2 separate regions of the Homo sapiens genome follow, and region 2 is linked to region 1. A link is a loop called in an ENCODE intact Hi-C map of the cell type or tissue named here. Cell type or tissue: B cell. All regions are shown on one strand. Links, peaks and the distances in the headings refer to the core of each region. The heading gives the core; the rest is flanking DNA. Region 1 overlaps LOC105371899 (a long non-coding RNA gene). Region 2 has its middle 32 kb from the start of SNHG20.

The links. Hi-C counts contacts between places; a loop is a spot of excess contacts. Peaks named below come from ENCODE experiments on the same cell type or tissue, not always from the same donor. Only the 100,000 strongest peaks of a DNase experiment are listed, where the experiment ranks them.
Region 2: it touches region 1 in a loop (2.7-fold over the local background); 3 of 110 quality-filtered maps call a loop at or near these places.

The regions. Positions count from the first base shown.
Region 1 is chr17:76,948,568-76,964,059 of GRCh38, reverse strand. LOC105371899 (a long non-coding RNA gene) reads left to right here. Exons shown (of 3, transcript NR_136417.1): 2 at 1-167; 3 at 13,501-13,586. It overlaps MGAT5B (alpha-1,6-mannosylglycoprotein 6-beta-N-acetylglucosaminyltransferase B), which reads right to left. Exons shown (of 18, transcript NM_001199172.2): 18 at 13,667-15,420. The coding sequence ends at 15,222. Among named protein-coding and RNA genes, the nearest start is that of MGAT5B, 88 kb to the right of the region's middle. RefSeq lists an enhancer at 5,312-6,225. In B cell, for the core only: no CTCF peak of the experiment used is centred there; DNase peaks (open chromatin) are centred at 5,749, 6,389 and 6,949; H3K4me3 peaks cover 1,197 bases; H3K27me3 peaks cover 874 bases.
Region 2 is chr17:77,048,635-77,064,126 of GRCh38, reverse strand. No RefSeq gene overlaps it. Among named protein-coding and RNA genes, the nearest start is that of SNHG20, 32 kb to the left of the region's middle. RefSeq lists a silencer at 7,587-7,800 and an enhancer at 10,549-11,292. In B cell, for the core only: CTCF peaks have their summits at 7,485 and 7,685 (motif pointing right); DNase peaks (open chromatin) are centred at 7,706 and 8,499; H3K27me3 peaks cover 2,258 bases.

The sequences.
Region 1 (15,492 bases), core at 2,440-10,439:
GAGAAAGATCAAGAGCCAGTGAACAGGATTTCCCAGCCAGGGACATGGAGCAGGGCACCTGCAGATGGTCCACGTGCTCTTGGCTGATGGCAGCCCACCTCCGGGAGGGGCCTGTGCACCTTTCTCCCAGGAGGAGGGAAGGACCCAATCATTATCCAGAGTCAACGGTGAGTCTCAGCCTCATGTTGTGGGTTGGGGGCAGCAGTGGTTTCTAAGGGGGTCTCAACAGGAAGAGGGTAAGGCTGACATAGCCAGGGGAGCAGGGAGAGAAGCCGGTGGGAGAGAGATGGGAAATGAGTGGGATATAGCCTCTAAGGTGAAGCTGCCTCCTAGGCCCACCTTGGGGGCTCCTGAGAGGTGGGAGATGCGGAGGGAGGGCTCTCCAGGTTCCACCTGCCCTTGTGTAAGTCAGGATGCCCAGGTTTTTTTTTGTTTTTTTTTTGAGATGGAGTTTCACTCTTGTTGCCCAGGCTGGAGTGCAATGGCATGATTTCAGCACACCGCAACCTCCGCCTCCCGGGTCAAGTGATTCTCCTGCCTCAGCCTCTCAAGTAGCTGGGATTACAGGCATGTGCCACCAAACCGGCTAATTCTGTATTTTCAGTAGAGACAGGGTTTCTCCATGTTGGTCAGGCTGGTCTCGACCTCCTGACCTCAGGTGATCCACCCGCCTCGGCCTCCCAAAGTGCTGGGATTATGGGTGTGAGCCACCACGCCTGGCCAAGTTTTTCAGGGCAGTGCTCCCACCTGGCCAATCAGAAGCCCCCGGGAGCCACATACCTCACCACCAGCCATCTAAGCGTCTCTCCATTGTGGGGCCCTCCCCATAGACACTGAGCTCTTTGAGAATGAGGATGGCTATGTTTACCACTGTATCTCAAGGTTCAAGTCCAGGGCCACCCACAGGACTGGAGTTCAGCAACTCTTAGAACAGGTCTGATCCTCACTCTCCCCTCCCTGCTCTGCTCCACCCATGCTAGCCTCTTTCCTCCATCTTGCACCTGCCTCAGGGCCTTTGCACAGGCTGTTCCTGCTGCCTGGAAGCTCATCCTTTTGGCTCACTCCCTCACTTCCTGCCCAAATGTCATCTCCATGAGATCGCCCTGGAAACCCAGGACTACCTTCCCACCTTCCACACTCCCTTGCCCTCTTGCTATAATTTTCTCTATGGCATGTATTAAATATTTGTTTATTGTCTGTCTTCTGCCAACTGCATTATAAGCTCCCCGAGAGCAGGCACCTTCTTTTGTACACAGCTGTATCTCCAGAGTGGTGCTTGCGGGCAGCAGGTTCTCAATAAACTCGATGAATGAATGAATGAATGACCATCCCTGGCCAGGGAAGGAGCACAGGGCATTGGGCCTAATAGGGGAAACCTGTTCCCTTTAGACCCAGCTGGCACGCAGGGGCCAAGTGGCCTGAGTTTGGCACCAGGGATTTCATCCTCTCCCTCGGTAGCAAATGGTCACCTGCTTCCAGGCCATCCTGTTCCCTCTCTGCTGGTGGCCATGGCTGCAGCAGCCCTCTCAGACTGAAGGCCCACTCTGATCTTTGGGACCACACTCCTCCAGGTCCTCCCCATGCTTTCCGGCTGTACCCTCATCCTCAGGACGAACCTCCGCACCTCCTCCCATCATCTCAGGCCCCATCTGCAAAGTTGGGATCAGAGAGAGGCCCAGACTGCGCTGGACAACTGAGCCAGTTTTCATTTCAAATCGAAGTTTAAAAGATGCCACTTTTAATTATGCTTGAGTGCAGTGTACCCTGAGGCCTTTTGTGGTAAATGGCTCTCAATAATCCCAGTTTATTCATTAATTATTATTAATTATTTTCTTAAGTAGTGGCAAGGGGACGCAGGGCCCCGCTCAGACCACAAGTCGCACATCGACTGTCAAATCCTCGATGAGCAGGCTCTGAAGAGTTGCCTGTGCCGGCTGCAATCTGGCTCGCCTGGGCCCGGGCTGGGGTGCCAGGAGCACTCTGGACTGAGGCGGGGCTTCCAGAGCGTGGGGCAGGGCTGGGGGAAAGGAGGGCCTGGAGGAGCCACAGGCCACACCGGACAAAAACACCTTCCACCAGGGTGGCACTTCACCTTCGGGAAGCTCCTTCACTGGATAATGAAGACTTTTGTCTTCAGCAAAGCGAGGAAGAAAAGAATTACCATTACCACCAGCCAAGGCACCTGACACATGTGGTCAGTGGTGAACTGGTAAACTCGTTCTCCAGAAACAAAACAATCATCTCAATCATCTAACATTTCTTTCCTCTTTTTTTTTTTTTTTTTTGATACAGGATCTTACTCTGTCACCCAGGCTGGAGTGCAGTGGCGCAATCTTGGCTCACTGCAGCCTCAACCTTCCAGGCTCAAGTGATCTTCCCACCTCAGCCTCTTAAGTACCTGGGACTACAGGCGCACACCACCATACCTGCCTAATTTTTGTATTTTTTGTAGAGATGGGGTTTCGCCATGTTGCCCAAGCTGGTCTCAAACTCCTGAGCTCAAGTGATCCTCCCACCTCGGTCTTGAGGCTTGAGCCACTGCACCTGGCCTACCATTTCATTATTTATGATTCTATAATATTCCACTGTAGGGGCATACAGGTCCCTTAACTTCTCAGTTCCTTACTACTGGGCCATTTCCCACTTTTCATTATTCTAAACAAATTTGATGAACAGGCTTTTGCATAGGTATCTACCCATACCCTCATTCACTTACCTAGGTGACATTTCTAAAGGTGAAATTAACTGATCAAAGGACGTGTGTTTTTAAGGCTTTGATGCACATTACTTAACTTTAACTAAACTCAGGAAAAACGGTGATAAATTATACCCCAAGGCCAGCACTTGGGAAGCTGAGATGGGTGGATCACTTGAGGTCAGGAGTTGGAGACCAGCCTGGCCAACATGGTAAAACCCCATCTCCACTAAAAATACAAAAATTAATGGGTGTGTTGGCATGTGTCTGTAATCCCAGCTACTAGGGAGGCTGAGGCAAGGGAATCGCTTGAACCCAGAAGGCGGAGGCTGCAGTGAGCCAAGATCACAGCACTGCATTCCATCCTGGGCAATAGAGTGAGACTCGGTCTCAAAAAAAAAAAAAAAAAAATACACACACACACACACACACACCCCAAGGATAGATATTTATAGGGGATCACACTGATCTTTATATACGAGGTCTAGAACAAGGCAAAATGCAAATAAGAAAAAGTCCTGAATTCTAGTACTTGCCAGTTTCCATGGTGTAATACTCCCATCCTGGCCAGTATGGAGATACTAACAATTTAACAACTGGCTTGCAAAATTCCTGAAAATCTAACAACCGTCTCTGGGAGCTCATGGGAGCTGACCCTGGCACCTTAGTGTGTGTGATGAGATTTCCTCCTTCTCTGAAAGGAGGTCATGGTAATTTCATCTGTCAACTTGACTGGGCCATGGGGTGCTAAGGTGCTGGTCAAACATTCTGGGTGTTTCTCTGAGAGTGTTTCTGGATGAGATTAACATTTGAAGGCTTGGTGCAGTGGCTCATGCCTGTAATCCCAGCACTTTGGGAGGCCAAGGCGGCCAGATCGCTTGAGCTGAGGAGTTCGAGACCAGCCTGGGCAACACGACAAACCCCATCTCTACTAAAAATACAACAATTAGCTGGGCGTGGAGGCGCATACCTGTAGTCCCAGCTACCTGGGAGGCTGAGGTGGGAGGATCACTTGAGCCTAGGAAGTTGAGGCTGCAGTAAGCCGTGCTCACACCAGTGCACTCCAGCCTGGGCAACAGAGTGAGACCCTGTCTCAAAAAAAAAAAAAAAGAAGCGAAAGAGGGAGGCAGGAGAGTCAGCATCAGAGGAATGAGATACAGGAAGGAGTCGACTGGTCATTGCTGGCTCTAAAGATGCAGGAAGGGGTCGAGAACCAGGGAGTGCAGGCAGCCTCTAGAAAACAGAAGAGGAAGAAAATGGATTCTCCCACAGAGCCTCCAGGAGGCAAGCAGGCAGCCCTGCCGACACATTGATTTTAGCCCAGTGAGGGCCGTTCCGGACTTCTGATGTTCAGGACTAAGATATATTGTGTTATTTTATGCCACTAAATTTGTGGCCATTTGTTTCCAAGACGGTGGTATTGTCCCCATTTAACCAGGTGATGGAACAAAATTTCAGAGACATAAACTCTGTGGGTCACAGCTAGTGATGGGGGCCCAAAACAGGGTTTGACCCCAGGGCTGTCTGACTCCATGGCCCACGTTCTTTGTTGTATCCCAGAAGAGAAGCCACTGTTTACACGAAAGCACCTCTGGGAAGGTTAACAACTTCGTCCTGTGTCAGGCACGGGAACTGCGTAGCCTTTCTTCATGAAACACCAGAAAATAAAAGAAACCGGCCGGACACGGTGGCTCTGTCACCCTAGGACTTTGGGAGGCCAAGGCGGGCAGATCAGTTGAGGTCAGGAGTGTGAGATCAGCATGGACAACATGGCAAAACCCTGTCTCTACTAAAAATACAAAAAAAAAAAAATAGCCAGGAGTGGTGGTGGGTGCCTGTAACCCCAGCTACGCGACAGGCTGAGGCAGGAGAATTGCTTGAACCCAGGAGGTGGAGGTTGCAGTGATCCAGGATCGCGCCACTGCCCTCCAGCCTGGGTGACAGAGCACAAGACTCAGTCAAGAGAAGAGAAGAAAAGCGGAGGGGAGGAGAGGGGGAGAAGAAGAGAAAGGAAAGGGAAGAAGAGAAAGGAAGGAAAGGAAAGGAAAGGAACAACCACAAGCATCCACATCCAGCTTAAGGCAGAGATGAGTTTGCAGGAAGGAGGGGAAGCCCAAGGGCCGGAGTGAACCAGGAGCTGAAAACCAGACGGTGGCTGCGTGAGTGTGGCCAGCGCAGGCCGAGGCTTCCTGGTCCTGGGGTCCAGGGCTTGGACTCTGACTCCTCCACGGAGATGAGAGGTGTGGCCTGGGGGATGGACATGCAGAATCGAGACCCCTGCATAAAGCCAGGCCCCTTCAGTTCTGCGGTCTCCGTGGAAGGACAGAGCAAAAACACCCATCCCCAGCACAGGGAGATTGGGAGAGGGTCTGTCACTATGGGAGAAGGAAGATCAGAGATATTGGCAGAGCGGTCTCCAGAACTGATTAAAATCAGGCACCAGCAGATTCAGGAAGCCCACTTGAGTCCTCAGCAGGCCCCAGCCCTGGACACAGGGGCTCAGGACACAGCCACTACTAGACAGGAGACTGTACCCTCCGGGCCTAGTGCCTTACCAAGCACTGCTCCTGGGAGAATGTTTGCTGAACGGATGGTGATGGGGAGAGGGAAAAGAGAGGGGAAAGTGAGGGTGTCTAAGTCCAGCTTGAGACAAGGCCGGGGGATTCATAGTCTCCACCCACCCTCTGCCTTCAGAGGTCCAAGGATGGGGTGGGCACCAGCATGGGGCTGGGGGAGCCATGGGGGCCAGGGGTATCTGCTGTGGGCTCAAGGAGCCCTCCCAGGGCTCAGACCCCAGCCTGAAACTCTCCCAGCACTCCAAAAGCCAAATCCCACCCAGCTCTGGGCTGCTTCATGGGGCCCCAGACTGGAGAAGACACCCCACGAAGGGTCTCTAAGGAAGAGGCGCTGGTGGTCAGGCCTGGGCAGCTGTGGGAGCTGAGAGTTTAATGGGGAGAACGTGCTCTGTTGGCTTCACGCTCCAACATCAGGGGGAACCAGCTGCACCGTTTCCCCAGAATCACGGTCTCTTGAGCCCAATATTCAAATATATGCAGACGTCGGAGCCTGGACTATTTTTAGCTGAGACTCAGAGGGAGATGATCTCAGGCTGACTCGGAGAGTGGCCCAGTCCCAGAGGAGCGCAGAATCAACCTGAAAAGTCAGGCTTGGGGACCACCCCCTTCTCCTGCTGTAAGCGCCTGGATTCTGCACCCCAGGTGCCCTGAAGGTCTGTGTTGTGGGTGTTTATTTGGGGCGGAGGGACTGGTCTGCATCCCTGGGGAGCTGTGTTCTCTTTCCTTCGATGCCTTTTTTCAGCAAACACTTTGCTTTTCTGCGAAAAGACAAAGCGGGCTGCATGCTGGAGCCAGCGGCCTGGCTAGGGGGCCGTTTACCTCCCGACTCGGGATGCGTGGCTCAGCCTCTTATTATCTTGAAAGGCAGCAGAAGTCTGACCCCTTCTGTGTGAGCTTCCCATGGCTGTTATAGTCACTTACCACCGGCTGTGGCTTAAAACCGCGGGAGCGTATTTCCTCACAGTTCTAGAGGCCAGAAGTCCAGCATCAGGGTGCCAGCAGGGCCGTATTCCCTCTGAAGGCGCCAGAGAAGGGTCCATCTTTGCCCTCCCAGCTTCCGGCGGTCACCAGCAGGCCTTAGTGTTTGCTGGCGCAGCTGCATGGCTCTGATCTCTGCCTCTGTCTTCACAGGGATTTCTTCCCTGTGTGTCCCCGGGTCCTCTTCTGATAAGGACACCAGTCATTGGACTTAAGGCCTCTGCTAATCCAGTCTGGCCTCATCTCAAATTGAAGAACATCTGCACACACCCTATTTCCAAGTAAGATCCTATTCACAGGCACCAGGGGTGCCTTCAATGCATCTTTTGGGGGGAACACAATTCAACCCACAGCATCTTCTGTGTTGTTCTGCCCAAGGACAGCCACCCCCCAGCAGCCGCGGTGAGAAGTTCCCCCAGGTTTGGGGTTTCCAATCTTGGGTGGCGGCAGGCTGGGAGCCAGGGACCGCTTGAGCCTTACTGTGCTCTCCTGCTAGGAGGGGCGGCAGCTCCTTGCCCCTGGAGACAGCGCGGCTCCCCAGAGCAGCTGAGTGTCTTGCAGTCATCAACAGCCACCTCATCTCAGAGGCAGCACCTGGAATCTTACCTGCCTCACCTCCTTTAGTCCTCAAAACACCTGTGTCCCAGGATTATGTCCCTTATTCTACAGAGGAGGAAGCTGAAGTGCAAACTAAGAGGAAGTTCCGAAGCAGCAGGTTGGGGTGCCAGGTGCCAGCCTGGTGAGGAGCTCGGGGCTCTCGCGAGGACCGTGACGGGGCTTTCACCCCATCTTCCCTTCTGAGTCGGGCTTGTTGGGATGGGGTGGTGGGGTCTGCACCTGCACAGCCAAGGAGGAGCAGGGCAGCCTCACCCTAGCACAGTCCTGAAAAGAGGGCCCCGCCCCCTTTAAGGGAATACGTGATTCCCTTTTAGAGAGTGCTAGGCCGATACTTGGAGGAGCCAGTGTGGTCGGGCAGAAAGGGGTGGACAAACCTAAACCCTACGGACCTCTTTTTTGAGACCCCAAACTGCCTGGGCTCTTGCCTCCCAGAAGTCAGATCTTCCCCAGGGGAGGGTGTGGGAAGGTGGGGTTAGGGAACATACAGGGTCTTTGGGAGCCTTCTAAGTCAGCCAAGGCAGCTGGGGCAGCTGCAGGGCCAGAGCACAGGGAAGGCAGGTCCCCAGGTCTAGCTGCTCGGCCTCCAGCCCCGCCAGGCCCAGCTAAGAGGGTGCTTTGGCTGCCAAGAGAAGAACCCAGGGTGGGGACTGCCTCCTGGACCTCCACAGGCAGCTGGCCTCCTACAGTCCTGCTGGGACCTGGGACCCCGTCCTCTCTGCTGCCCTTCAGCTTCCCTGGCTGTGAGGGACAGAACTTGTTACCAGCCTCCCACTCATGTTATTTCTCCTGCCCTTGAACTTCAGGACTGTCTTGGAGCCAGCCGAGGCCTGTTTGCATCCTTTGCCCCCAGGTCCAGCTGGATCCCCCACCTTTTCCTCCACTGGATTCAGCCTAGTGGGCCCTGGGCTGCAAGAGAAGTTGCTTCAGCCCAGGGGCTGGGGCTGGAGGCCAAGGCTTCAAATGAGGCCTCCCCAAGTTGGTACTCAACCTCCTCTCCCTCCTTGGAGGGCAAAGCCATGAGGGCTGCAGAGAGGAGCTAGCCAGGTATGATGGGTAAGTGCAGTGGTTCACAGTAGAACCACACTAGACACATAGAGGAGTGCTTTATGAAATGCTGATGCCCAGCTGGGTGCGGTGGCTCACGCCTGTAATCCCAGCACTTGGGGAGGCCGAGGTGGGAGGATCACTTGAGCCTAGGAGTTTAAGACAAGTCTGGGCAACATAGTGAGACGCCCCCCCACCCCCATCTCTATAAAAAAAATTAGCCAGGTTTGGTGACGCATGCCTGTGGTCCCAGCTACTCAGGAAGCTGAGGTGGGAAGATTGCTTGAGCCCAGAAGTTTGAGGGCTCCAGCCTGGGTGACAGAGTGAGACCCTGACTCTAAAAATAGGAAATTTTTTTTTTTTGAGATGGAGCCTCAACCTCCACCTCCTGGGCTCAAGCGATTCTCCTGCCTCAGCCTGCCGAGTAGCTGGGATTATAGGCGCGCACCACCATGCCCAGCTAATTTTTGTATTTTTAGTACAGACGGGGTTTCACCATGTTGGCCAGGCTGGTCTCGAACCCCTGATTTCAAATGATCTGCCTACGTCGGCCTCCCAAAGTTCTGGGATTACAGGCATGAGCCGCCCTGCCTAGATATTTTGGTTTTTGGTTTAATTGGCTCAGGTGAGTCCATGGGCTGAGGGGCTTCATCACACCTGTTTCCTCACCTGTGAGTGGGGAGGGGTGGTCACCTGGCAGGGCGGTGGTGAGGCCGGCCCGTGCCTGCCCTTCCCTCCACTGTTCAGAGTTGGGCCAGGGCTGAAGGAGGCGTGGCCAGCTTCAGAGGAAGGTGTGGGAGCCGCAGCTCTGCCTGGCACTGACATCTGGGCTGCAAATTCTTTCTAATTCTCAACTTCTCCCCCACTACTGCCAGCCAGCCCCTTCAGCTTCATTTAAAAGTTCAGACAGGATTCAAAAGTAGGTTGATATATAAAGACCTATTAAAACTCAATACTAAGAAAACAACTCAATTAAAAAATGGGCAAAAGACCTGAACAGACACTTCGCCAAAGACGATACACAGATGGCAAATATATATGTCACGTCATATGTCATCAGGGAAATGCAAATTAAAACAGCAATGAGATACCACTGCACATCTATCAGAATGGCCCAAATCCAAAACACTGACAACCCCAAATGCTGGTGAGGCTGTGGAGCAACAGGAATTCTCATTCAGGGCTGGTAATACAAAATGCTATAGCCACTTGGGAAGACAGCTTGGCAGTTTCTTACAAAGCTAAACATACTTTTACCATACGATCCAGCAATCGTGTTCCTTGGCATTTACCCGAATTAGTTGTTGGAAATTGTGTCCAGGAGCTTCTGGACAGCTGAACATGTGGAGGTTCCTGGGAGGTGGCCGTCCAGGGAGGGCACGGAAGTTCCGTGTCCTCCGCCCCCTTCATACCTCACCCTACGCATCTCTTCATCTCTACTCTTTGTAAAATCCTTTACAATAAACCGGTAAACCTAAGTATGGCCATGTGACTAAGCTCTGGCCAATGGAGCACAATCAGAAGCAGCATGAGCTGACTCCCCCTCTCCTTTTTCTCTTTCATTGGATGGAATGAGGCCTTAGAGGGGACCCATCTTGGACCGGATGAGGACAACAGTCCAGAAATGCTGGAAGACCAAGCTGCATCTTTGGCAGATTATATTTTCCAAAGATAGAGGCAACACTATATCCCATTCCACGAGCACTTCTTCTGCTGTGACTTTGACACCCCTCCCATTGAGGGGTGGCATCTATGTCCCCTCCTCATGAGCTGCAGCAGGAGGAGCTTTGTGACTCTCTTGACCAATAGAGTATGCCAGCATTGACAGCATGTGGCTTCCAAGGCTAGTTCAAAAAAATGCCTTTCACTTCCACCTTATTCTCCTGGGATGTTCACTCTTGGAACCCAGCCACCATGCTGCACGGAAGCACAAGAGTCCTTGGAAAGGCCTACATGGATGGGAACCATGGCCCCCAGCCCAAATCCCCTGCTGAGCTCCCCAGCCGACAGCACCAACTTGCCAGCCACATGAGTGAGCTGTCCTGGAAGTGATTCTCCAGCCTTGGGGCAAGCCACCTCAGCTGATGCCATGTGAAGCAGAGACAAATTACCTCCACCAGGCCCTGCCCAAATTGCAGATCTGTGAGCAAAACAAATGACTGTGACTGTTATAAGCAGAAAAGAAAATAGAAAAGAAAATGGATTCCACTCAAAAACTTGGAAGTGAACATTTATAGCAGCTTTATTCAGAACTGCCAAAACTTGGAGGCAACCAAGATGTCCTTCAGTAGGTGAATTTGTAAACAAACTGTGATCCATCCAGACAATGGAATATTATTCAGTGCTAAATGGAAATGAGGCACCGGGCCACGAGAAGATGCAGAGGAATGTTAGATGCATGTTACGAGGTACTAGGGGGAAAGGAGCCAATCTGAGAAGGCTACAAACTGTAGGGCTCCAACTACCTGATGATCTGGAAAAGGTGAGACTACGGAGATGGTCGGAAGATCATGGTTTTCCAGGGTTAGGAGGAGGCAGAGATGTACAGGGGTAGCACAGAGGATTTTTAGGGCAATGGAACCACTCTGTATGGTGCCATAATAGTGGATACATCTCATTAAAGATTTGTCAAAACACGTAGAATACACGGCACCAGGAGTGAGCCCTAATGTGAACTGTGTTTGGTTGATGATACGTCAGTGTAGGCTCATAGATTGGAACACATGGACCACTCTGGTAGGGGATGTGGATGGTGGGGGTGGCCTGTGTATGTGGGGGAGGTGGCATATGGGAAATCTACTTTCCACCCAACTTTGCTGTGAACATAAAACTGCTCAAAAAAATAGTCTTTTTTTTTTTTTTTGGAGACAGGGCCTCACTCTCACTCAGGCTAGAGGGCGGTGGTGCGGCATGATCACAGCTCACTGCAGCCTGGACCTCCCGGGCTCAAGTGATCAAGCGATCCTCCCACCTCAGTCTCCCAAGTAGCTGAGACCACCGGCACTTGCCACACTAGCTAATTTTTAAATAATTTTTGTAGGCCGGGCGCCCTGGGTCGTGCCTGTAATCCTAGCACTGGGAGGCCGAGGTGGGTGGATCACCTAAGGTCAGGAGTTTGAAACCAGTCTGGTTAACATGGCGAAACCCTGTCTCTACTAAAAATACAAAAATTAGCTGGGCGTGGTAGCAGGTGCCTGTAATCCCAGTAATCCCAGCTACTCGGGAGGCTGAGGCAGGAGAATTGCTTGAACCTGGGAGGCGGGGGTTGCAGTGAGCCAAGATCACACCACTGTACTCCAGCCTGGATGACAGACTCCATCTCAAAAAAATAAAAATAATAACAATTTTTGTAGAGATGGGTTCTTGCCATGTTGCTTGAACTCCTGGGCTTAAGTGATCCTTCTACCTCAGATTCTTCCACCTTGGCCTCCAAAAACGCTGAGACAACAGGCGTGAACCACCGCACCTGGCCTTTTTTTTCTTTTTTCCCCTAACTAGGCTCAGTTCCTAAAAGAAGGCCTTGGTCAGGTTTCTGAGCCCTACCCCCCTCCTGCTGGACAAGATCATGGAAAATGCCTGGCTCAGCTATTCTTTTCTCAGCCTCTTTTAAGCAGCATAGCAGAGAGGGACAGAGGTAGAGACAGAGAGGGACTGAGATCTGGGCTCTTCCTCCAGCTGTACGATATGGACCAGGCCCCTGTTCTCTTCGGGCCTCCATCTGTAAAATGAGGGGACAGGAGGAATTCTGATGGCCTGTGGCTTTGATCTCTGTGAGCAGATTTGGTTGTATGAGGTCTCTCCCCTGGCATTACATGCTGGAACAGAAGAAAATGGCCATAGTCACTGTTAATTAAAAACTGGTACCAAGTTATTGGTACTCTCACGTTTGAAATACCTACTAGTACCTGCTTGGTCTAGACCAGCTGTTCTCAAAGTATGGGCCCTGGCCCCCTGTAGTAGTAGCAGCAGCACCCAGAGGTTTTTTCTGTTTTTGTTTTTGTTTAGAGAGATGAGGTCTGTGTTACCCAGGCTGGTCTCTAACTCAAGCATCGGCCTCCCAAGTGCTGGGATTACAGGTGTGAGCCACCATGCCTGGCCTTTTTCTTTCTTTTTCTTTTTTCTTTTTTTTTTTTTTTGAGACAAGGTCTTGCTCTTTGCCCAAGCTACAGTGCAGTGGCACAATCATGGTTCACTGCAGCCTCAAACTCCTAGGCTCAAACCATCCTCCCACCTCAGCCTCCCGAGTAGCTGGGAACACAGGCGCATGCCACAAACCTTGGCCTTTTTTTTTTTTTTTTTGTAGAAACGAGGTCTCATTACGTTGCCCAAGCTCGTCTCAGACTCCTGGGCTCAAGCAAGCCTCCCGCCCACCTGGAGCTTATTAAAGACTCAAATCCCAGGGCCCAACCCCAGATCTGCTGAATCAGAAACTCCGCAGGTGGGGGCCAGCAACATGTGTTTCAGTAAGCTCAGGAATCAGGTGATTCTGATGCATGCCAAAATTTTAGAACCACTGGCCTGGAACAGGGTGTGTGAAGCTTGGCGCTGCTGATGCTCCAGGCCAGATCATCCTACGTGGTATGGCTGTCCTGTGCACTGGAGGATGCTGCCAGCATCCTTGGACTCTACCCCACTGGAGGCCAATAGCATGCCACCCCTGTCTCAAGTCACAACAATCCAAAACAGTGCCAGCTGTCCTCCAGGGAACAAAACTGCCCCAGTGGAGAACCCTTGGTGGGAAGGAAGGCCCTGATTGTGCAGTGACTCAAATACAGGATCACATAAAACCTGGAGCGAAGGCCTGGCGCAGTGGCTCATGCCTGTAATCCCAGCACTTTTGGTGGCCGAGGTGAGTGGATCACCTGACGTCCGGAGTTTGAGACCAGCCTGGCTAACATGGTGAAACCCCGTCTCTACTAAAAATACAAAAAGTAGCCGGGTGTGGTGGCACACGCCTGTAGTCCCAGCTACTCGGGAGCCTGAGGCAGGAGAATCGCTTGAACCCAGTAGGCAGAGGTTACAGTGAGCCGAGATTGTGCTACTGCACTCCAGCCTGGGTGACAAAGCGAGACTCCGTCTCAAAAAAAAAAAAAAAAAAAAGCCTGGAGCGAAGACGTGCATGCAGGGTCACCATGCCAGGCTGTCACTCTATCCAGCCATTTGCTCCTCACCATGACTTGAAAATGATCCCCATTTTATAGCAAATCCCACCTCCCTGCTTACAAGCTGTGTGACCTCGGGCAAGTTACTTGAACTCTCTGTGCCTCTCGCTGTAAAATGGAAATATTAACATAATAGTACTTACCTGCTAGGGTAGCTGAGTGCTTGAAATGACAACTCAAGCATGGAACAAACTCTCAGCCCAGTGCCCGAGGAGGTAAACACCGGCTCATTTTCTCATTATGTGGCTCAGGCTCTTAGCAAAATGGATTTGTGTTCTCTGACCTCGTGCGGCCACTGTCACAGCCAGCTGGAGGTAGGCAGAGGCCAGCCTGAGGTGAACATGACTGAGTTCACCACTGCTTGTCAGGGTGCCTGCAGTCACGGCTCTGGGGCAGCCAGGAGATGACCCTGGGTCACTGCCACCAGCAGGGACTTCCTTTGGGCGGCTTGGAGCAGACAGCACCCAGCTCTGCAGACCTGAGCACCCCATGTGCCCCAAGTGACATGGAGCAGAACCCGGGGACCCCGGCTGTCTGCCCTCCACCCTGGGCGAGCTCCGGATGCCGCAGGAAAAGACGAGAATCCAGCACAGTTCCTCTTCTGCACCTCACATCCCAATAAAATATTTATTATTTCAAGAAATAAATCTTTAAAAAAAAGAGAGAAAAAGAGTGTCTCTATTGCTTTCCCCCACAGGTTAGTCCTTGAGAACCAATGAGATTTTTTGCCATCGTGGTTTCTGTGGCTGCAGGGGCCAGCCAGGTCTGGAGGGGACTCCCACAGGAAGCGTCCAGCCTGGCCCCTCCACCAACTCTCAGCATCCCGGGGCTGCCTCCCGGGAAGGGTGGAGGAGCAGGCCTAGGCTGGTGGGTGGGGTTGCCTGGAGAGGGAGCGGGATTATAAAACTGGGTGGGTGGCAGTGTTCTGAAGGCCTGACCCGCTGAGGCAGGCGGGGCTCTGGGCATGGGGGGGAGGGAAAGGGGGCATCCTGGGGCAGGCGTGCCACTCGGAGAAGGACAGCTAGATCCAGAGGCGGTTTGAGGCTGGAGGAAGCTGGAGGTAGGGACAAGGACTCGGCACTGATGGGGTGGGGGGCTACCTAGGGTAAGTGGACAGGGCAACTGGAAACTGGGCAGGGCGTACCATGGGGCTGAGGGTCCATCCCAAGCCCTTGTCTGCAAAAAATGCCAGGGAGTGCGGGAGTCAGCACCTGCGGAAGTGGCTAGTGCATGAAGGCCACCCCCCAGGCAGGGGTCCCAGAGCCTGATCTCTGAGGCTGGACTGGAAACCTGCCCCTTGGAGGGGGTAGGGATTGAGGCTTTGGAACAAATCCACCACCTGGAGTTGCAGGTCATGCCAGGATGGGTTTTGGGAGAAGCCCAGAGTGAAAAGGGTTGGAACAAGCAGGAGAGAGAAACAATTCAACCAGGGTCTGGGTGGTCCCTACACCCCCAACTGTGGTCCTCAAGTGTAGAGGGAGGGTGGGGGAATCGGGAAATCGGGAGGGAAGGGACTAAGGGGAGGCACAAACAGGACCCCTCGGCTTAGCCTTCTCCCAGCCCCCTGCCCCTCTGTCCACATCCCAAACACCAATGGGCCCTGTGTGCCTGGCTCCCCTCACAGGAGAAGGGCGAGCCCCCAGTTTCCCTGCCTGGAGCAGGTACCACCCAGGCCCACTCTCCAGGGCCATGGGGAGGGCCCCTCCTTGGACCCTTCAGGGACCGTGGGGCAGCCTGGTCCCTGTTCCTCTCCCTTGCAAGTCTAGAGGCCCCATCCTGGGCCCAAGAACGACTGGGCCCCTTTCGCCACCTGGCCCAGATCCGGCCTTGCACAAAGCCAGGGGCCTCCGACCACCTGCTCCTGGGCCATGCGGACTCTGAGCAGTCCGACACCTGCTTGGCCACGATGCTTCTGTGAGTCCCCAGGAGAGAACCGGAGCCTGCCTGGGAGGTCCCAGGGGCTCGGCATGCTGCCTCCTCCTATTCCCGGGCACGGCTCTCCTCTGCCAGCTTCCCGGCTAAGGAAGGAAGCTCCGGCCTGGGGGGGTTGCGAGGAGGACAAGCAGCCAGGGCTCAGAACCTGCTGGTGCTTTCTCCCGCGGCAGGAGAGAGCCAGCGTGGGTGCCAGGCAGGGCGGCAGAGGCGGATTCACAGACAGCCCTGGCACAAGGCCACCTGGCCCTTGCGGAAGTCGCGGCAGGGGCAGAGCCGGCGGTACTTGGTGTTGGAGCCGGCGCAGCTGAAGAGCAGAGGCTCCTTCTGCAGGTAGCACTCCTGGCCAGGCTGGGCGAACGCCGGGTACAGGTGGTTCATCTCCGACTCGGTGCTGTCACAGGGCACCTGCAGCCTGGCAGGGACCACACAGCACCGTCACTCAGCGTTGGTCACTTGGGCAGAAGGGCTGGGGCGGGGTAGGGGC
Region 2 (15,492 bases), core at 3,362-11,361, 99 kb before region 1:
TTTTTTTTGAGACAGAGTCTCGCTCTGTTGCCCAGGCTGGAGTGCAGTGGCACGATCTTGGCTCACTGCAGCCTCCACCTCTGGGGTTCAGGTGATTCTTGTGCCTCAGCCTCCTGAGTAGCTGGGATTACAGGCTCATGCCACCACACCTGGCGAATTTTTGTATTTTCTGTATTTTTAGTAGAGACACGGTTTCACCTTGTTGGTCAGACTGGTCTTGAACTGCTGACCTTAAGTGATCTGCCCGCCTCAGCCTCCCAAAGTGCTGGGATTACAGGTGTGAGCCACTGCACCCGGTTTTTTTTTTTTTCAAGACGGAGTTTCATTCTGTCCCTTAGGCTGGAATGCAGTGGCATGATCTCAGCTCACTGCAACCTCTACCTCCTGGGTTCAGGCGATTCTTTTTTTTTTTTTTTTTTTTTTGAGACGGAGTCTGGCTCTGTCGCCCAGGCTGGAGTGCAGTGGCGCAATCTCGGCTCACTGCAAGCTCTGCCTCCCGGGTTCACGCCATTCTCCTGCCTCAGCCTCCCGAGTAGCTGGGACTACAGGCGCCCGCCACCACGCCCGGCTAATTTTTTGTATTTTTTAGTACAGACAGGGTTTCACCATGTTAGCTAGGATGGTCTCGATCTCCTGACCTCGTGATCCGCCCGCCTCGGCCTCCCAAAGTGCTGGGATTACAGGCGTGAGCCACCTCGCCCGGCCTGAGACTCCATCTCAACAACAACAACAACAACAAAAGATATGTACATGTCAATGTATGTACATTATGCTTCAAAAGTAAATTAGAAAAAAATAATTATTTAGAAAGAAATAATTGGGTATCGTGAACAATCATTTGCTGTTTAGAGGAAAGGTGTTCCAGCTTTACAGATAAAGCACAATTTCTCCCCAGCATCCAAGTGACACACACTTCAACAGGCAGGGTTGGCCTTGGGGTTCAATGGCAATTGACAGATACTGCTCTATTGCAGCTGTGCGCCATCCCTGGTGGATCCTGATCATATAGGAAGTTCATCAATGTGTCACCAACTGAGAAAGGATGGGAAAGACTGGGATTTGATGCAGGTCTGACCGAAGCAAGATGGCTGGAGCCGAGGACCTTTTGAGCCTGTAATCGCAGCCACTCCAGAGGCTCAGGCAGGAGTCTGGAAGCTCGAAGCCACAAGGAGCTATGTATGTATGTATGTATGTATGTATGTATGTATGTATGTATGTATGTATATATGTGTTTGTTTATTTATTTATTTATTTTGAGGTGGAGTCTCACTCTGTCGCCCAGGCTGGAGTGCAGTCGTGTGATCTCAGCTCACTGCAACCTCCCCCTTCCAGGTTCAAGCCATTCTCCTGCCTCAGCTTCCCCAGTAGCTGGGATTACAGGTGTGCAGCACCCTACCCAGCTAATTTTTTGTATTTTTAGTAGAGACGGGTTTTACCATGTTGGCCAGGCTGGTCTTGAACTCCTGACCTCAAATGATCCACCCGCCTCAGCCTCCCAAAGTGCTGGGATTAGGGGCGTGAGCCATCACACCCAGCCCTCAGTGAGCTATGATCCCACCACTGCTCTCCAGCCTGGGCAACAGAGCAAGATCTTGTCTCAAAAACTAAATAAACAGGCCAGACATGGTGGCTCATGCCTGTAATCCAGCACTTTGGGAGGCTGAGGCGGGCAGATCACCTGAGGTCGGGAGTTCGAGACCAGCCTGAACAACATGGAGAAACCTCGTCTCTACTAAAAATACAAAATTAGCCGGGCGTGGTGGCGCAGGCCTGTAATCCCAGCTACTCAGGAGGCTGAGGCAGGAGAATCACTTGAACCCGAGAGGCGGAGGTTGCAGTGAGCCGAGATGGTGCCACTGCACTCCAGCCTGGGCAACAAAGGCAAAATTCCATCTCAATAAATAAATAAATAAATAAAATAAAGTAAAAAAAATGAAACTGTCCCCACTTAAAATTTTTAAAAGAGCATAGATAGCAGTAAAATGTAGTAAAATAATTAGTAGTGATGTTTTGAGCATCTACTATCTTTTTATGTAATTGATGTAACTCTAAGTTTACATAATTTATTTTTAAATAATGGTCCCATGGAACAATTGGTTTGCCAACGTCCTGAAACTTGAACAGCCTTGGGAGCCTGTCCGAGCTGGCGCCAGAACCTCACTGTTTAGACCAAATCTGAGAAAAACAAAGGCCAGAGCCACCCTGAGCAGGGGGTTTGGGCAGGAGCCAAGTCATTGAGATGTCAAGGGGGAAGAATGGGATTTTCCTAAGTAATGCTCTTCACTGAGACAGCACAGCTCCTGGGAGTGTCATGAACAAAACAGGCTCTTAGCAAGTGCTGGCCCACGGGACAGGCGCTAGCCCTTCCCTCGGTTCCATGCCCGCTGGTTCTTTATGTATGATCTCAATATCTTGTATCTTTATGCCCTGATTCACAGCTTCCGTCGTTTTTCGTGTCTTTCTTGTTAGTTTCTATTTGGTTTCCATGTCCTCTGCATGGACTTCGGTGTCTAAATGTTAGTGTGAAATTTTAAGGTCCCAGATGTCCCATTCTGTCTGTGAGTGGTTCTCAACCTTGGCTGCACCTTGAGATCACCTGGGAGGCTCTTAAAAATCCTGAAGCCTGGGCCAGGCACAGTGGCTCACGCCTGTAATCCCAGCACTTTGGGAGGCCGAGGTGGGCAGATCACTTGAGGTCAGCAGTTCGACACCAGCCTGGCCAACATGGAGAAACCCCATCACTACTAAAAATACAAAAATTAGCCGGGCATGGTGGTGGGTGCCTGTAATCCCAGCTACTCGGGAGGCTGAGGCAGGAGAATTGCTTGAAGCTGGGAGGCAGAGATTGCACTGAGCTGAGACTACGCTACTGGACTCCAGCCTGGTCAACAAGAGCGAAACTCCGTCTCAAAAAAAAAAAAATCCTAAGGCCTGGGCCCCATCCCTACCCCTAGATTCAGAATTAATTGCTTTTAGGTGCAGCCATCACAGGGCTGTTGATAAGCTCCCCAGGTGAATCTAATGTGGAGCTCGGCTTGAGGTGTGATTCACATTCGTTAATGAATCCAAACATTCATCCATCATCAAACGCTGAGTGGGCTTCACTCACTCATGAAACACTGACGAGGTTCCTCCCATGTGCCAAGTCCGTGATACGACCCAGGCATTGGAGAAATGGAGTGAAGAACACTGTCCCAGCCCTTGATGAGCTCACAGTGAAAGTGTAATGGGGAAGGCAAACAGGCCACCAAATAGAAGTCTTTTTTTCTTTTTTTTTGAGATGGAGTCTTGCTCTGTCGCCCAGGCTGGAGTGCAGTGGTGCTATCTTGGCTCACTGCAACCTCCACCTCCCGGATTCAAGTGATTCTCCTGCCTCAGTCTCCCCAGTAGCTGGGATTACAGGTGTGCGCCACCAAACCCGGCTAATTTTTGTATTTTTAGTAGAGACAGGGTTTCACCATGTTGGCCAGGCTAGTCTCGAACTCCTGACTTCAAGTTATCCGCCCACCTCGGCCTCCCAAAGTGTTGAGATTACAGGCGTGAGTCACCGTGCCCAGCCAATAACAGTCTTGGTGGTTCCCTTTCCCACATCCATTGCAAAAAGTACCCCCATGTTTCTCCACCCGTGTGTGCATCCCTTTGTCCTGCGTGAGCAGGAGAGCTGAACCTCACAGTAGCTTGGCTGCCACCCAAACCCTGCCTTGGGGCCGTTTGTTTCTTTTAGACATGGTCTGAAAAATAAAAATAAGGTCCAAAATCCTCAGCAAAGTCCATTCAGATCCCCACGGCAACTGAAGTCCTTTCTCTGACAAATACAGATTATGGACCAAGCGAAGGAAGGGGAGAGAATGGGATGATGAGAACAGGTGCCGTGTGACCAATTCGGGTCTAAACTTCACAGTCGGAGGCTAAGGGGCAGGCTGTGAGAGACGGGCAGCAAAAGAGGAAGAAAGAATTGGACCATCAGTGGCCACACTGGCTCCCGCCCATTATCCCAACATTTTGGGACACGAACAAGCGGGAGAATCGCTTGAAGTCAAGAGTTTGGGACCAGTCTGGGCAACATAGTGAGATCCTGTCTCTAGAAAATATTTTAAAATTAGCCAGGTGCTGTGGTGCACACCTGTGGTCCTAGCTACTCCGGAGGCTGAGGCGGGAGGATCAGTTGAGCCCAGGAGGTCAAGATTCGAGTGATCCATGATCACGACACTGCACTCCAGCCTGGGTGACAGAGTGAGAACCTGTCTCTAAAAAAATAATAATAATTTGACTATAAAGGGCTATTTTGTGTGAAAGCCTGGCTTGATAGATGCCATTAGTATGACTTTTTTTTTTAAATTCAGGCAAAACTTACATAACATAAAATTAGCCCTCTTGGGCCAGGCACGGTGGCTCACACCTGTAATCCCAGCACTTTGGGAGGCTAAGGTAGGAGGATTGATGATTGAGCCCAGGAGCTCGAGGCTGCAGTGAGCTGAGATTGCACCTCTGCACTCCAGCCTGAGTGACAGAGTAAGACTCTGTCTCTGTATAAAAAACATTAACCATCTTTTTCTCTTTTTTGGGGGGGTGAGGGGGACGGAGTCTCACCCTATTGCCAGGCCGGAGTGCAGTGGCATGATCTTGGCTCACCATAACCTCCAACTCCCTGGTTCAAGCCATTCTCCTGCCTCAGCCTCCTGAGTAGCCGGAATTACAGGCACGCGCCACCACACCCGGCTAATTTTTGTATTTTAGTAGAGACGGGGTTTCACCATGTTGGCCAGGCTCTTCTTGATCTCCTGACCTCGTGATCTGCCCACCTCAGCCTCTCAAAGTGCTGGGATTACAGGTGTGAGCCACTGCACCCAGCCTCTCCTTTTTATAGCTGAATAAGCTTCTGTTTTGTGTCTATACTGCATTTTATCTTTTTATTCATTGATGGACATTTGGGTTGTTTCCGCCTTTTGGTTATTACATATATATTACATGTATTTGTTTCTTTTTTTTTTCTGAGACATAGTCTCACTCTGTCGCCCAGGCCTGAGTGCAGTGGCTCAATCTCGGCTCACTGGAACCTCTGCCTCTCTGGTTCAAGTGATTCTCCTGCCTCAGCCTCCTGACTAGCTGGGACAACAGGCACACACCACCATGCCCAGCTAATTTTTGTAATTTAGTAGAGACAGGGTTTCACCATGTTGCCCAGGCTGGTCTTGAACTCTTGGCCTCATGTGATCCACCCGCCTTGGCTTCCCAAAGTCCTGGGATTACAGGTGTGAGCCACTGTGCCCAGCTGTTTCTATTGTTTTTAATTCCTTTTTTTTTCTTTTGAGATGGAATCTCACTGTGTCACCCAGGCTGGAGCGCAGTGGTGCGATCTCGGCTCACTGCCACCTCCATCTCCAGAGTTCAAGCAATTCTCCTGCCTCAGCCTCCCAAATAGCTAAAACTACAGGCACACGCCACCACGCCCAGCTAATTTTTGTGTTTGTAGTAGAGATGGCGTTTAGTCATGTTGGCCAGGCTGGTCTCGAACTTCTGGCCTCGCTGGTCTCGAACTTCTGGCCTCAGCAATCCTACCGCCTTGGCCTCCCAAAGTGCTGAGATTGCAGGTGTGAGCCACCATGCCTGGCCTATTGTTTTCAATTCTTTTGGACAGATTCCTAGGAAGTATGAGTACTTATACGGCAAGTCTAAGCACGGGAAACACACACACATTCACGCAGGCACTTGCACACATAGGTAACACACACACCTGAGATTCCCACAGACGGGGGTTTAGGAAACTGTCACTGCTCCTACACCATTGTGAACACACAGCAGGCTCAGAGGCTGGAGTGAAACAAGCCCTTCGAGCTCCCAACACACAGGCTTTTTGTAGTAAAAGCAGAAGTTTCCCCCAGAATGGTCAAATAAATGACAGTACATTCCGAAGACAGAATACAAAGCAGCCATTAAGAGTATTTCCCAAGACAAATGACCTTGGGCCATGAGAAAAGGCAGAACGCAGAAGTGTACTGTGCGGCACCATCACTATTTTGTTAAAAAATCCATATGCATAGATGAAGAACTGGCAGGGAATGCATGATAGAACTGTGGGTTTTATTTTCCTTCCTTGTAATTTTGTGTTTTACCAGTTTTCCACATTGAAAATGTTGGGAGGATTCAATAAGTTAATGTGTCTGAAAGATTTAGAACAGGGCTTGCCACATGGGACATGCTATACAGACGTTGGCTCTCACTATAATGATTTCTGTTTATCATTGGAAAAATTTTAAAGACAAATGATCTTCTTTCTTTCTGTCCTTCCTCTGCCTCTGAGAGGACAAAGAGAGTTTGACAGGAGCTGGTTCCACAAATTGTAGGGTCACACTTTCTGTCCCTGGTGCCTGCTCTGGATGGGGTGAGAACTGCCCCCCCGCCCCCCCAACCGCCCACCACCACACAAGATCCTCACCCAATCTTTTTATTTTTATTTTTAAAAATTTATTTATTTTAAACATGGAGTCTTGCTCTGTCGCCCAGGCTGGAGTCCAGTGGCATGATCTTGGCTCACTGCAACCTCTGCCTCCTGGGTTCAAGCGATTCTCCTGCCTCAGCCTCCCAAGTAGCTGAGATTATAGACATGGGCCACCACACCCAGCTAATTTTTGTATTTTTAGTAGAGACAGAGTTTTGCCATGTTGGCCAGGCTGGTCTCAAACTCCTAACCTCAGGTGATCTGCCCATCTCGGCCTCCAAGAGTGCTGGGATTACAGGCGTGAGCCACCGCGCCCACCATTTTTTTTTTTTTTTTTTTTTTTTTTTGAGATGGAGTCTCGCTCTGTCGCCCAGGCTGGAGTGCATTGGCGCGATCTCGGCTCACTGCAAGCTCCATCTCCCGGGTTCACACCATTCTCCTGCCTCAGCCTCCCGAGTAGCTGGGACTACAGGCGCCTGCCACCACGCCCGGCTAATTTTTTGTATTTGTAGTAGAGATGGGGTTTCACCGTGTTGGCCAGGATGGTCTCTATCTCCTCACCTCGTGATCCGCCCGCCTCAGCCTGCCAAAGTGCTGGGATTACAGGAGTGAGCCACCGCACCTGGCCCCCAGCTTTTATTTTGATTTTTGAGACAGGGTCTTGCGCTATCACCCAAGCTGGAGTGCAGTGGCACAACCCTGGCTCCTTGCAGCCTCGACCTCCCGCCTCTGCCTCCTGAGTAGCTGGGACTACAGGTACATGCCACCAAGTCCAGCTATTTTTTTTTTTTTTTGGTAGAGATGGGGTCTCATTATGTTGCCCAGGCTGGTCTCAAACTCCTGGGTTTAAGTAATCCTCCTGCTTCAGGCTCCCAAAGTGCTGGGATTACAGGCGTGAGCCACCATGCCCAGCTTATCCCCACCCAATCTAAACAATCTGTAAAGAGGGCTCTGAAGTGTTCCCAGAGAATTGCTGCTGCAACAGGTATAGCCGGATCCAGAGTGAGCCCTGAGGATGGCATTAGTCCCAGGGAGGTATTGTGTTTCCAGGTATCCAAGGGCTCAGCTCGGTGAAAAGCATCCAAGTGCAGGTTTCTTCCCTCAACACCCGGGACTCCGGGGGGAGGAAGATCAGTAGGGACAGAAGCGGGTGAACATCTGCCCCCGCCTCCCATCCCGCCTTTCAGGTGTTGGGAAGGCACCTGGACCCCAGGTGTCCCAGACACTGTGCCTGCGCGGCTTCGCCACGAGGGGGCGCTCCCGGCACCGCGAGGAGCTCCTTCGTGGGCCTGAAAAAGAAGGAAAATGATGTTCTCATAGCGAGGGCAGGGAGGCATCCCTGACACCGGGTAGTGCCAACAGGGCTGAAGACAAGGATGAGGAGCGCGCTTGGAACAATTTTCCTGTGCCTGGGCTCGCAATAGGCCTTGGGGGAGCTGGGGAGGCCTGGCGCCTTCTGCAGACAACATTTGCTCTCCCTGCTGGAGCCCCGGCTTGGGCTGCTGAGGGCGCGGGAAGGCAGGACGCAGAGACCTGGGGTGTCCCTGCCAGCTCCCCGGCCCGGCTTTCCGGGGGCTCCCTGAAGGCAGCCAGCGAGGGGCGGGCAGGCTGCGCTTGTAGGGTTCACAGGAAAGCGTGGGGCCCGGGGTACCCGCTGGGAATGGAGGCCTGTGGGCTGGGGCTCCGGGGGCTTCCTGCGGGAGACCAAAGAGTGTGACGGGAGGGCTCGGGCCTGAGTGTGAGTGTGCACCAGCCCGTGTGACTGCGTGTGCGGCCGGGAACGCGGTGTGTTCTGAGCAGCCACGGAAGGCCTTGATCGTGCGGGGGAAATGTTTCTGCCCTGGGCTTTCTGAGGCAAAACAATCTCATCCCTGCTCTCAGACACTAGGGCCCACGCCCAGAGCTTGTGAGCACACATGCACGCACACACACAGACACGCAGGGAGACAGACACACGCAGAGAGCCATGTGTATACTTGCACACACAGACACGTGCACACACACAGATGCACAGACATATACATGTGCACTGGCAGACAGAAGCACAGACACATGTGCACACGTGCATAGACACACATACATGGATGCATGTGTGCACACATACACATAAACACACACGCAGACACAGACATGCATAGGCACACATGTACACACATACCCACACACACAAAGCACACAGATGCACACACAGGTACACACACATGCACACAGGTGCATGTAGACACACACACTCAAATACACATAGATGAGAGCATACAGACGCATGCACACGTGTGCACACATGCCTCTCTACTGGTTAGAGATAATGTGACAAGATACTCCAGGATTCACAAAAAAATGCAGATGGTGGCACGAGCCAGACTCCCAGGCGCCTGCTTACCTGCAGTCACCTCCACCAAGTGGTGACTGAGGCAGCCAGCCAGTGATCTACCGGCTGACAGGAAGGGCCCTCAGGCTAACTGCTCCTGAGTGGGGCCAGCTGTGCTTTTCAGGAGGCTGGGCAAAGGCAGGGAGGCCAGTCCCTGAGAGGCCTGGGCTGGGCCAGGCTGAGTGTGCTGGAGATTCTGGCACAGCCGAGGGCAATCCAGGCGGCCACGGGGGAGGTGGTGGAGAGGGAGGCTGCCCCGCTCCTCCTGCTGGCCTGCAGAGCTATGGCCCTGGCCTGGCTCTGCTCTGTGACCTCTCGACCTTGGAAAGAGAGCTGCGAGTTGTCTGTTTCCACCCTGGGTGCTGTGGGTGGCCCGGCTTGGAGGACAGTCTCCTCTGCGTCCATCCAGAGCTCCCACTCACCTGCTTCCCTGGGAGTTTCCCAGCCGCGTCCCCTCTGCTCTCCAGCCCCTGAGAGTCCCTAGCACTGCCCCTCTCCCAGGCTCTGTCTGTGTGTTCACACACACCACCTACCCCAGAGTCCTCCTTCTCCTCTCTCAGTCTCCCCAGCCTCTGAACATGGCTGTCATCTATCCCAGTGGTTTGTACTTTTTTCCCTCACAAAATTTGCCCTATCTTCTCTCTTTCTCCCTATCTCACGTGGGGAAGGCCTTCTGGAAGGAATCGCACCATTCCTCTCCTAGTCCATCGGGAGAGGGTGAACGTGGATTTGACAGATCACGATTTCCCCTGCACATCCTGCGGGAAGGAAGCCCCAGCATGCTCTGCAGGAACGAAGCCCCTGCAGGTTCTGACTCCAGGATGGAGCTGGGATCCTAGGGCAGGGAGAGAGTGGAGGAAGCGAAGGCAGAGAGAGAGAAAAAGAACTAGGGGGTTGTTGGTAGAAAGGAAAGGTGGCCAGAGAGGAGGGCCTCCTAGTCGGATGTGGATTCGAGGGGCATGACAGATGAGTGCTGGGGAAGTGAAGTAACACCTGGGCAGGCCCAGGGCAAAACCCCCTCCCTATCTCCACACCACTCTGTCCCAGATGCTGCAAAGGTAACCAGGGCATCAAATGCAAGCCTGACTCCAGCCTGCGGACACAAATCCTTGCTCCACTGTCCTCCTAGGAGACTCAGGAACCCTGGGGGCTCCCCCAGTCCTCGACCATTGTCTGGAGTTCCCTAGGTTCCCTGTGTCCTGAGGCAGGAGAAGAAGATATAGACGGTGGCCCGACACCATTCGCAGGAACCTGAGTGAGCAGAAAGGGCAGAATGGTGGACAGAGTCCAACCCACATGGCTAGGACCACCCAGCCCCTGGGGCTGCCCACTCCAGGCAGCCAGCTGCTGGGTGAGAAGGTGCCCCAGGCACCTAAGGAGAGGCCCACTGGCCACCGAGAGGGAGGCTCAGACTTGCCCCACAGGCCTCCCTGAGTCCCCGTGGCTGAGTTTCCCTTTGGCTCGCAGGAGGAAGCCTCAGCGCCCTGACCCATGCTTGCTCGGACTGTCTTCCCTGTGACGCTGGCCCCTGAGCAGGCCCCGCGCTCAGTCCCGCGGCCAAGTCCACACCACAAGTCAGAGCAGAGTCGATTTGAACACAGGCCTCTCTGGGCTCCAAAGCCCAATCTCTGCCCCGCTATATGATACCGACCATGACGGAAGTGGTGGTGGCTGTGCGGTGACTACCTTGTGCCCGACTGTGCCAGGTGCCCCCCTGTATCACTCCCCTGGCCAGTGAGCCTGGCGCTATTGCATCGCTGTGTATGGATGAGAAAACATAGTCACATTTCCAGATGGAGGACTGGAAAACAAGTATTTTAGGTGGAGAGAAGAGGAGGGAGGAGGAACCGTGAAGGCATTCACTCAGCGACACCCACAGGGTGCAATGGGCTAGGGACTGTGCTAGGCGTGGGGTCTACAGGACAGAAGCCACAGGGGTCCCCAAGCCGAGGAGCTTCTGACACTAAAGGGCATGGTGTGGCTGATGCAAGACAGGCTGGCGGCAGGGGACAGGAGCTGCCAGTGGGGAGGACTCACCTGGCACATTGAGGACTTGGACCTGTGCTGTGAGCCCCCCGAGGAGCCACCAGAGCAGGGGAGGGACGGCCAGCAGAGGGACAGCTTCCTCCCCACGCCCCTCCACCTCGGCAGCGTGGAGACAGCACGTTCCTTCTCTAATGGGAAGAACAAAACTGGTATTTACAATAAACGTTCAATAAAGCCCTGAGCGTCCCCATTCTGACTCTGGAAAAAAGCACAATCTATCCCGGGGGTGGGGACTGTGATATAAGGACTAGAATTAAGGCTCTGTGTCTGTGCTGCCTTTAGGACGGGTCTGCGGTCCTCTGACAACCCCATGGAAGGAGCGAGTGGGAGGTGAGATCCTTCCATGTAGAGGGCCCCACTCTGCCCAGTCCTCATCCTGGCCCCTCTGTGATCCAAGAGACAGTCGTCCAGAGCCAAGTGCCAGCCACAGCCAGGCAGGAGCCCTGATGTCAGGGAGTGCCAGGCTTCCCAAGGGGAGGACAGGCTTCCAGTCGTCAGCCCCAGGAGCCCTGTCCCTGCACCTGCCGGGGCTCACCCCAGCTGGCCTTGTCTTGCAGGTAACCTCTGCCCTCCCAACCAACCTGCTGCAGTGCTAAGCACCCTTCTCATGGTTTGTCATCTCTGCAGGAGCATCTGGAAAGGGCTCTTGCCCTTGCGGGATGGGAGAATTAGCCTTGGGAGAGCCTCACCATCACGGTGGCCATGGATTATCCCCAATCCCTGTGGTTTTTTTTGTTTTTTTGTTTTTTGTTTTTTTGCGTGAGACACTGGAGTGCAGTGGCACAATCTTGGCTCACTGCAACCTCCACCTCCCAGGTTCAAGCGATTCTCCTGCCTCAGCTTCCCGAGTAGCTGGGATTACAGGCACACATGACCATGCCCGGCTAATTTTGTATTTTGAGTAGAGACGGGGTTTCACCATGTTGGTCAGACCAGTCTTGAACTCCTGGCCTCAGGTGGTCCACCCGCCTCAGCCTCCCAAAGTGCTGGGATTACAGGCATGAGCCATTGCGCCCGGCCCCTGATGTTCTTTTTCTGCAGAAAACACCACCTTCTGCCCCCAGGCAGCCTACCTTTCCTCCTGGACGTGGCTCTAGTGTGTCTCGTAAGCAAGTTAAGGGGGAGAGGTCCTGAGCCCAGAGTCAGAGGCCTGGGTTGGAGCCCTGGCTTCCCCCAAACCCAGCAAACACACGCAAGCCACTTGGCTCCATTTTACAGCTGAGGAAACAGAAGTCTGAGATGAATAACTGCTTCCCTGTGGCACTGGTGATGCTCAAACAAGAACTTCTGCAAAGCGGTTTATACGGTGTTTAAAGGCCACACCACGTTTGGGAGTATTAGTACTCACAAGGGAAATGAAGTCATTCCTGGGGGTTACCTGTCTATTAATTTGCCAATTTGCTGAGATTTTCAATGTCAGTTTTACCTGTGTGCAGATGCTACACAGAAAGGACTCAGCCAGGTGAGGTCCCACCTACTAGGGAGGATTGCTTAAGCCCAGGAGTCCAAGCTAGACCCTCTCTCTAAAAAAAAAAAAAAGAAGAAGAAGAAAGGAAAGAATAGAGAGGCTTTCTCAAAGCCAGATCAAGCCAGAGTTTGCAGGGGCTTGTTTTTTACAATTAAAAAAAAAAAGCGTCAGTGCAGTGGCCCTGTTGTCTCAATGTCAGACCCACCTGGAGCCTTTCAAAAATCCCGGCCCCCGGCTGCACCCCATGCACCCCAGCTGTGAGATCAGGATCTGTGAAGAGGGGTCCCGGAGCCGGTATTGTTGAAGCTCCCAGAGAATCCCAGGGTGCAGTGAGGGCTGAGAAACCCCTGCACTGGGGACTCCCTAACGCGATAATTTTCTTTCTTTTCTTTCCTTTTTTTTTTGAGATGGAGTTTTGCTCTGTCACCCAGGCTGGAGTGCAATGGCACGATCTCGGCTCACTGCAACCTCTGCCTCCTGGGTTCAAGCGATTCTCCTGCCTCAGCTTCCTGAGTAGCTGGGATTACAGGCGCCCGCCACCACGCCTGGCTGATTTCTGTATTTTTAGTAGAGACGGGGTTTCACCATGTTGGTCAGGCTGATCTTGAACTCCTGATCTCGTGATCCACCCGCCTCGGGCTCCTAAAGTGCTAGGATTACAGGCATGAGCCACCGCACCCGGCCAAGCGGATGATTTTCAACTCTGGCTGGCATTCACATTCTCCTCGCAGGGGAATATTACAAAACACTGATGTTAGAAACTCACCCCAGAGAGCTGGATTTACTTGTTTTGGGGCAAAAGCTACCAGGTGGTTCACATGCAGGTAGACAGAGGACCTTCGCTCTGCAGTCCCCAGCCGAGAGTGGTCGCCCTGTGATCCATGGAGCTTTGGGATGTAAAACTTGCTTCACCTGGAGGAGCCAAGGGGGAGCTAACATTGCCTCTTGGCCAATCGGCTCCTGGTTCTGCCTCCACAGCTGCTGCTAAGTTTCTTTCCAAACCATTTCCTCCACCATCCTCTCTGCCAACGCACTGGACCTCGCACACCTGGTGTGTGACAGGGTGCAGCCTTCCAGCTCAGCGGAAAACTCTCCACTGGCAAAGTGGAAGGGCCGGGGCTGGAGGGTGCATTTCCTGAATGGGGACCTGCAAAAGAAACCTGGGGTTGTTCCTTTGTCCACCACAGTCGAGAGGTCAGCCTGGAATTGGGGGACACATAAAGATTGAGCCCAGAATGCCTCACCGCCTATGCATATATACCATGATGGGGCATGATTGTTCAGGGTAGACACCTTCTCCCCGGAGAGACAGTGAGGAATGCGGGTTTGTCCTCCTGGAGAGGTCCTGCTGGGTGGCTGGACATAGCGTGGTTACTGTCTCCAGGTGGACGGAGCTCTCCCACGAAGGGGACACACATCCAGTGGCCTCCAGGTCCAGGGAGGACCGAGGCTTGCAGCAAGGCCACAGGGCCTGTATTTCACTTCCTGACCATCCAGACGACAGCATCCCAGGATGGTCCTCGTGAACTGTTGGATTTGCTCTCCCTGAATGAATGGTTAAATGCCAGGCACGGTGGAGCCCCCGTAATTCCTGGATGAAGGTTACAGGACTGCCTTTGGGACCTCCTGCTGGGGCCGTGCTGGCCGGAGCCTGCACCAGAGGCTCAGAATGGAGGCGGATGGGTTCTGAATGGACGTCATCACTCCCTCCCTGTTGACCTCAGACTTTGGATGGTTTGTTTTTTTTTTTTTAAATACATCAAATGGGATAATAACTGTTCTACTTAACAGGATTTTGTGAGGCTCCAACATGACAATGTGAGCGAATTGGCTTTGAAAAGCATTTCCAAGGTGTATAAACACAAGGGTTTCTATATAGGGCAAAGTCCCCCTGGCTCAGTGGTTCTATGAAGCTGTGTGCACAGCCCATGATCCCCTGTGGAATTGAGGATTGTGGAATTAATTGCCTTTGGAAGCTCAATTTGCTGTGTGAGCACACAGTCAAGAGGAATGGGGGAGCCTGGCCTTTGCCTTTTACGGCAGTCTGGGAACTTGAAATACTCAAACCCATCATTCTCAAAAAGCTTTTTATAGAGTCCTTCAGAAGCTTACGTCTCTGCAGCTCCACATATCACAGGTATGCCACTAGACGGAGCTTGTTAAATCATGAGCAAATGCAGGGGCTAATTGAATGCTTCTGACACTTGTTACCATCTGCCGAGGCTGGAGTGAAGCCGGAAAGTTCTGTGTGTTTTATGAAAGCCCTTGAGTCACCGCCATCCCGCGGGGTTGAGCCCTCGTGGTCTGAGCCCCAGAACTAGAGAAACGCCGTGGGAGGATGGATTCGATCCTTAACTGACTTGCATTTTAAGACACAAGCCATGGGGATTATTACAAAATTACTCCAGTTAATTAAAAAAGAGAAAAGCTTTGAAGTAATTTACTAGTGTTTATGTATTTTGTCCCAGAGTGGTCTCCGCAGATCTGCTAGACTCAGGCACTGTGCAGCTTTCTCTTATCACTGGCTGCAACAAGGACACTTCGAGATTAATTATTGATATAGATATTTTTTTTTGTCATCAGATAAATCCCTCAGCACCTCTGAAGAATCTTGGTTAGTCAGACTTGGAAAATGGATCTATGGGTTTCTCCAAAGTAGCCTTTCTTCTCCTCCTTCAATAAACATGTGAGGCCAGGCATTCTAGACACCTGATGAAAATGGCTAAGAAAGTAGTCTTACCACTATGTCAAACCTGAATCTGACCAAGCTGCTTGGTCCAATTTCCAATCCATGGAAACCTTCTGGCAGTGCAGGAGATGGAGGCACGTGCTAAACCCCACCACGGGGTGTAAGATTTGGGCTGCGGGATTCTCCACAGAACCAGTGATCCTCCTTTTCAAGAGATAAACTGCAAGGGAAACTGGCAGATTAAAAGAAACCTAAGAAACATACCAACCAATTACAATGTTTTTTTTATTTGTTTGTTTGTTGGCAGAATCTCAGTCTGTTGCCCAGGCTGGTGTGCAGTGGTGTGATCTTGGCTCACTGCAACCTCTGCCTCCAGGGTTTAAGCGATCTTCCTGCCTCAGCCTCCTGAGTAGCCAAGATCACATCTGGCTAATTTTTTGTATTTTTAGTAGAGACGGGGTTTCACCGTGTTAGCCAGGCTG